Regions from separate parts of the Homo sapiens genome. Here region 1 is linked to region 2. Evidence: chromatin loops called from intact Hi-C (ENCODE). Cell type or tissue: PC-3. All regions are shown on one strand. Links, peaks and the distances in the headings refer to the core of each region. The heading gives the core; the rest is flanking DNA.

Region 1 (2,899 bases), core at 236-2,735, 92 kb before region 2:
ATGATTGTGAGGCCTCCCCAGCCATGTGGAACTGTGAGTCCATTAAACTCTTTCCTTTATAAATTACCCAGTCTCAGGTATGTCTTTACTAGCAATGTGAGAACAGACTAATACACCAGAGTTCACAGAAATAATGCAAAGTAGCATTTCTGATGCCTTCATTTAAATTTTCAAAAATATTTATAAATTATCCAAATGACATAATCACATTGTCAAAAAGCTGAAAAATAGAGAAAAGCAAAATCACACAATCTAATGCTTAAAGCAACCACTGTTGACACTGTTGTGTCTCATCACTCATATACACCCACCCATGCTTCCCCATTGTGGTAGCCACCTTTGAATCCAAGCACTGCCACTTGTGGGCTGTGTGACCTTGGACAAGTCACTTCTTATCTCACTTCTGGTCACTGTCTATGAGACTGTGTACCCTTTCCTCCATGGGAAGCTGTGGGCTGGAAAACCGCTTAGGGAATGCCCCGGGAGGTGGTGAGGGGCTGGGGGCTGGAGGGAGACCTGCATGCAGATCATGCAGTTGCCACGTCCTAGCAGTTGGTCTTGTTTAGGATTTCTCCGCCCTGGCACTCCTCCCAGGTGGGGCTGGATAATGCTTTATTGCGGGGGCTGTCCTGTGCTTTACAGTGTGCTCAGCAGTCTCTCCACTCTCTACTGCATAGCACGTCCCTTCCCCAGTTTTTTGTTTGTTTGTTTGCTTGCTTTTTAAGACAACAGTCTTGCCCTGTTGCCTAGGCTGGAGTGCAGTGGCGCGATCTCAGCTCACTGCAGCTTTTGCCTCCTGGTTTCAAGCAATTCTTCTGTCTCAGCCTCCCAAGTAGCTGGGATTACAGGCACATGCCACCACATCTAGCTAATTTTTATATTTTTAGTAGAGACAGGGTTTCACGATGTTGGCCAGGCTAACCTCGAACTCCTGACCTCCTGATCTGCCTGCCTCGGCCTCCCAAAGTGCTGGGATTACAGGCATGAGCCACCACACCCAGCCGACGCTGACCGTTTTCAGGAGGAGAGGCATGCTCTCACTGAAGACAGTCATGACAGAGCTGGAGACCTTACCGGCCCTTCCTGAGAGGGCTCTTCTGGGGACGCAGAGACTGTGGGTTCTGGCAGGAGGAATTTAAGCACATGCCCCTTCACAGAGAGTGGGAGCAGGGAAGGGACCCTGTGAGATGCTCATGGACCTCTGAAGGGGACTTTAAGTCTGAGTGGCACCACCCTGTTCCTCAGATCCCCTTTTCTGTACACTCTCCAGTCCCTGAGAACCTCCCCTGACCTCAAGCTGAGCAGGAAGGTGGGAGCATGCCCTGCAGTCAGTCAATGCCCACTCGGAGCTGGGTTGGGAGACTGCTCCCTGCGCTCCTACCCAGCACCTCTAGGTGTCCACAGTGTCCAGCGCTAGGCCCCTGGGTTGAAGCACAAGTCCCTTGATAACCTTTGCTTCTGCACAGGTAAATGCCCTTTTTCCTGATGTCAGCCTTACGGCACTGGGGATTTTCCAAATGAATCTTTCTTGAGACAAGGAGCAGGGAGTGGCCCTTCCCTGAGTCACTGCTCTGGTGGACTCTGGGTTGGGCAGGCTTAGTGGGCCCACTGCTGCTCTGGTGAGCCCAGCACACCTACTGCCCTCACCTGCCCCACCTCTACCAGCTAGCCCACCCTCTCTGCTGGCCTTTCCCTCAGTACCTGAGCCCAGGCTTGACAACACCACCAGACCATACGCAGCAGATGTCATCTTCCCAGTGGTATCTCTACCTCCAATCTCTTTCCAAAAGTGCCATGACCGGAGGGAATGTCTGAATTTTAGTCATGGACAGAAACCAAAGGTCAAAATCAGACAGTATACCTCTGGCAGGAAGCAGGGAAGTGGTGAGAATTCCAGAAGCTCAATGGTGAACTTGGATCTAAAGGGACAGGAGAGGGCGTTGGATAATGAAGGCACATGAAGTTGGGGGGTACCATGCAGGACAGAGGCTGTGCTCAGGTGAAGGCAGTGGGGCCTGTTTATGGGGTGTGATGTCAGGCCCTTGGGACAGGCCTGCTGGGCCCTGAGGGGCAGCCCAGGGCCCTGCTCCTGTGCACACTGATAGCTCAGCATCCACACCCTGGATAGAGACCTCCAGCTAGGACAATGTCAGGACTTGGTGGCCCAGCAGGCTTCTGGAGCAATGCTGGCCAAGTCCTTCCCTAAACAGCATTTTTCCATGAGTGACCCTGGGCTCCCCTGCCTATCACGTCTCCTTCAGAGAACCACAGTGCACATGCACAGACTAAAGGCTCTTTGAAATCCTGCTGTGTGGCTGGGCGTGGTGGCACACTTCTGCAATCCCAATACTTTGGGAGGCTGAGGCAGGAAGATTGTTTGAGCTCAGGAGTTGTAGACCAGCCTGGGCAATATAGCAAGACCCTATCTCTACAAAACATTTTTTTTAAATGTAGCTGCTCATGGTGGTACACACCTATAATCCCTGGTATTTGGGAGACTGAGGTGGGAGGATTGCCAGAACCCAGGAGTTCGAGCCTGCAGTGAGCTATGATTGTACCACTGCACTGCAGCCTGGGTGACAGAGTGAGATGAAGGGAAGGGAAGGGGAGGGGATGGGAGGGGCAGGGCACAGTGGCTCATGCCTGTAATCCCAGCACTTTGGGAGGCCCAGGCCGAGGCGGGCGGATCACCTGAGGTTAGGAGTTCAAGACCAGCCTGACCAATGTGGTGAAACCCCATCTCTACTAAAAATACAAGAGTTAGCCAGGCATGGTGGTAGGCACCTGTAGTCTCAGCTACTTGGGAGGCTGAGACAGAAGAACTGCTTGAACCTGGTAGGCAGAGGTTGCAGTGAGCCAAGATCATGCCACTGCACTCCAGCCTGGGTGACAGAGTGAG
Region 2 (2,899 bases), core at 250-2,749:
TGATTTCTGGCACCACATGGCTTGCTTCCCTTACCCAAGGTGACAGAGCCATATATGCCCCCAGGGTTCCCCAGCAAAGGACTTTTGCCAGAAAACTCAGGGAATAGTAGAACAGAGATGACCTCCTTGTCCCGCATTTGTTGGGCTGGTAGGTCTTCCCGGTCCTTTTCAGGAACTGGCCTCAGGCAGAGAGGTCAGCCTCTGGTGGCCTGGGACTCCCAGGAGACCCACCTGCAATGATGATAATGTCTCCCCATACTGACCATGCACTCTGGCTATGGACCAGCTAACAGTCCACATGCCTTATCTCTCAGCAACACTCTCTAAAACAACTCTCTCTGCAACTCCAGAGGTGGGCATGATTTTCCCCATTTTATAGCTGGAAAATAGACGCTCAGAGAGAGCAAGTAATTTGCCCAAGGTCACACAGCTAGTAAGTGGCAGACAGAACTGGCATGCAGGTCTGCCTGACTCCACTTTGCATTGAGACAGGGACTTGCTGCCTGCTCAGGGAAGTGAGGGGCCAGGCCCACCTCTGCTTCCCATAGTGCCTAAGGTACTCTGCTGTCGGTGCAGGGGCTGCCCAGACCCTGATGAATGTGTAAATTATTTCTTGGTGCTCAGAGCAGCAGAGTCTGACGTTTCCTCCAAGGGATGGTGGGCTAGGGGAGGATGTGCAGTGGGTGCTTCATCCAAAGTAAAAGCTGATGCTGCTGTCTCAGGCAATGCCGGCAGGAAGGGCTGGAGCCTCTGACCTGGGCTGGCCTAGGGCAACCTCTGCTGGGCTGAGGCCACCACCTATGCTAAGTGGGTCAGCAACAGGGTCAGCAAGGGCTAATCCCCGTGCTTATCCATGGCACACTTCTCCCATGCTGAGCACCTTAGACTCATGACCCGTTCAGTCTGCACAACCCACCTGCGGGGTAGGCACTACCATCTCAAGAATTAGAATTAGGAAACAGGCTGGGACGGGTGGGTAATTTGCCCGGAGTCACAGTGCTAGGAAGAGGCAGGGTCACAACTTGAACTCTGTCCTGTCTGGCTCCAAAAAGAAGCCCCTTCCGCTACTCTCTCCTCTGGGCAACTTGCAGTGCAATTCTTTGGCACCTCGTATCCTCTTGGAAGGAGGAGAGAGAAACAGATGTGGTGCAAGGGCAGACGGGCATAGGCATCCCAGCAGCCCCCTTCTTCTCCTCCCTTCTGAGGCTGGCACTGAAGGGCAGTGCCCCTCAGGCCACTCAGTGCAAGGGCCCCTGGGCAGGTCTTACATCTTTGGCTCATCTTCCCCAAGACCCAGGCACTGGCTCCTCTCAGATGTGTCTGCTGCCACCATCCCGGCCCCAGGTCCTGGGTGGGAGAAGCTGAGCAGGAGGCAGGAATAAATGTCAAAGAAGGAGCAGGCTGCCAAGGGAGGGCAGAGGCAGCCCCCACCCCGCCAGGCCAACACTGCCCTCTGCAGGGGGCCCTGGGCTGGTCAGGGCAAGAGATGACCCTGCAGCTGTCAGCACTGGCCAAAAATGGAGAAGGAATGGAGCTCCGTGCTGGCCCTTTCCTAATATAGCTCCACTTGCAGCTATTTTGAGCCTGGGAGGATAGAGGGAATTTTATCAGTTCTGAGGCAGTGGCGGGCCTGGGGCAGAGCAGGGCCACTGTGCTGCTCCCTGGGACCGGGGACCACTGACTTGAGCCTGGCTTCCCAGGGTTTGGCTGCAAATGACCAGGGCCAGGCTGGCCGGGGCCCAAGCTCCCCCAGCTACAGCCCACACTGGGCAGATTCAAGAAGGTGGCAGAGTTTGGGGACAGAGCCCCCCACCTTCCACACTGTCTCCCTCACAGGCCCCCGACAGGGCTGCTGGCCACAGGGTCTGCCACTGCAGGGAATTTGCATTTAAAGAAACACAGGACAGACACTGCTTTCCCTACAGAGACCATGCTCTGGGAGGCTCACTCTCAGGTCAGAGTGAGAGGAAGGGGCCTCTCACTGTGCTGCCTCGGCTGTTGAGCTCACACTTCTCCCTGCGCCTGCTCGCTCCTCCATCCTGCCTCATTGCTGGCCCAAGGGGCCTTTAGGAGTGGCCCCTGGTGACTGTGCACCCCACTCCCCTATACCCCAAGAGGAGCAGCCAGAGCTGCCTGCGTCTCTTCTGGGAGGGAGAGGAGGTCAGGTTTGGGGGGGCATAGGAAACCCCGCGCACACCCTGCCTCCTTACCACTGCAATGCCTGCTCAGGACAGAATTCCAGAGCTGCCCCCACAAAACAGACTCTTAGTCCGGAGCTGCTGACAGGCAGGGAGGCCCCTGGGCCTCAGCCTTTTCCATAGCAGCCACAGCTGGTCCTGTCTCCACCCCTAGCTTCCACTCTGGGGTCTATAGCCAGGTTTGTATGTGGGGGATTCATGTATGCGGTACGAGTGCCCCTGAAGATAGACAAGAAAACCCTTCTTCTGGCAAAGCAGAGGGCACTGGGGACCCCTCAAGAGGGAAACATTGCTGTGTCAGTCTCTGAACCAAACCGAGGGTCCCAGTAGCTGTGATTCCCGGCTCTGAGTTCTCCCTCCTCACTCCTTGCTCTCCTCACCCATTGCGGTTTGGGCTGGTTCTGCCTCCACAATGACCAGGCTGATGATGGCCCCGGCGCTCAAACTGCCCCTGGTGGAGCCTCTCTCTGACCACCCTGTCTTCTTTGCCCTTTTCCTCCCCAGGTGGTAGTCAACTCTCCAGCCAAGTTAGTATCAAAGGACAGCATGTGTGTGCGCTTGCGTGCCAGCCCCAGCATGTGTCTGCGTGTGTCTGGCGTGGATAGAGTGTGCCTGCTGGCATGTGTACATGTATGTGCATATGTATGAGTGGGGTACACTTGTACCCCTGGGTGAGCCTGCATGTGTGAAGCTGGAGTAGA

The links. Peaks named below come from ENCODE experiments on the same cell type or tissue, not always from the same donor. Only the 100,000 strongest peaks of a DNase experiment are listed, where the experiment ranks them.
Region 1: a loop joins it to region 2, with 3 times the contacts of the local background. A loop is called at or near these places in 11 of 110 quality-filtered maps.

Annotation. Positions count from the first base shown.
Region 1 is chr10:86,591,124-86,594,022 of GRCh38, forward strand. No RefSeq gene overlaps it. Among named protein-coding and RNA genes, the nearest start is that of OPN4, 62 kb to the right of the region's middle. In PC-3, for the core only: a CTCF peak has its summit at 1,394; no DNase peak of the experiment used is centred there; H3K27ac peaks cover 598 bases.
Region 2 is chr10:86,682,976-86,685,874 of GRCh38, forward strand. The region is part of intron 5 of LDB3 (LIM domain binding 3); the gene reads left to right. Among named protein-coding and RNA genes, the nearest start is that of LDB3, 16 kb to the left of the region's middle. RefSeq lists an enhancer at 1,097-2,899. In PC-3, for the core only: a CTCF peak has its summit at 1,449 (motif pointing left); no DNase peak of the experiment used is centred there.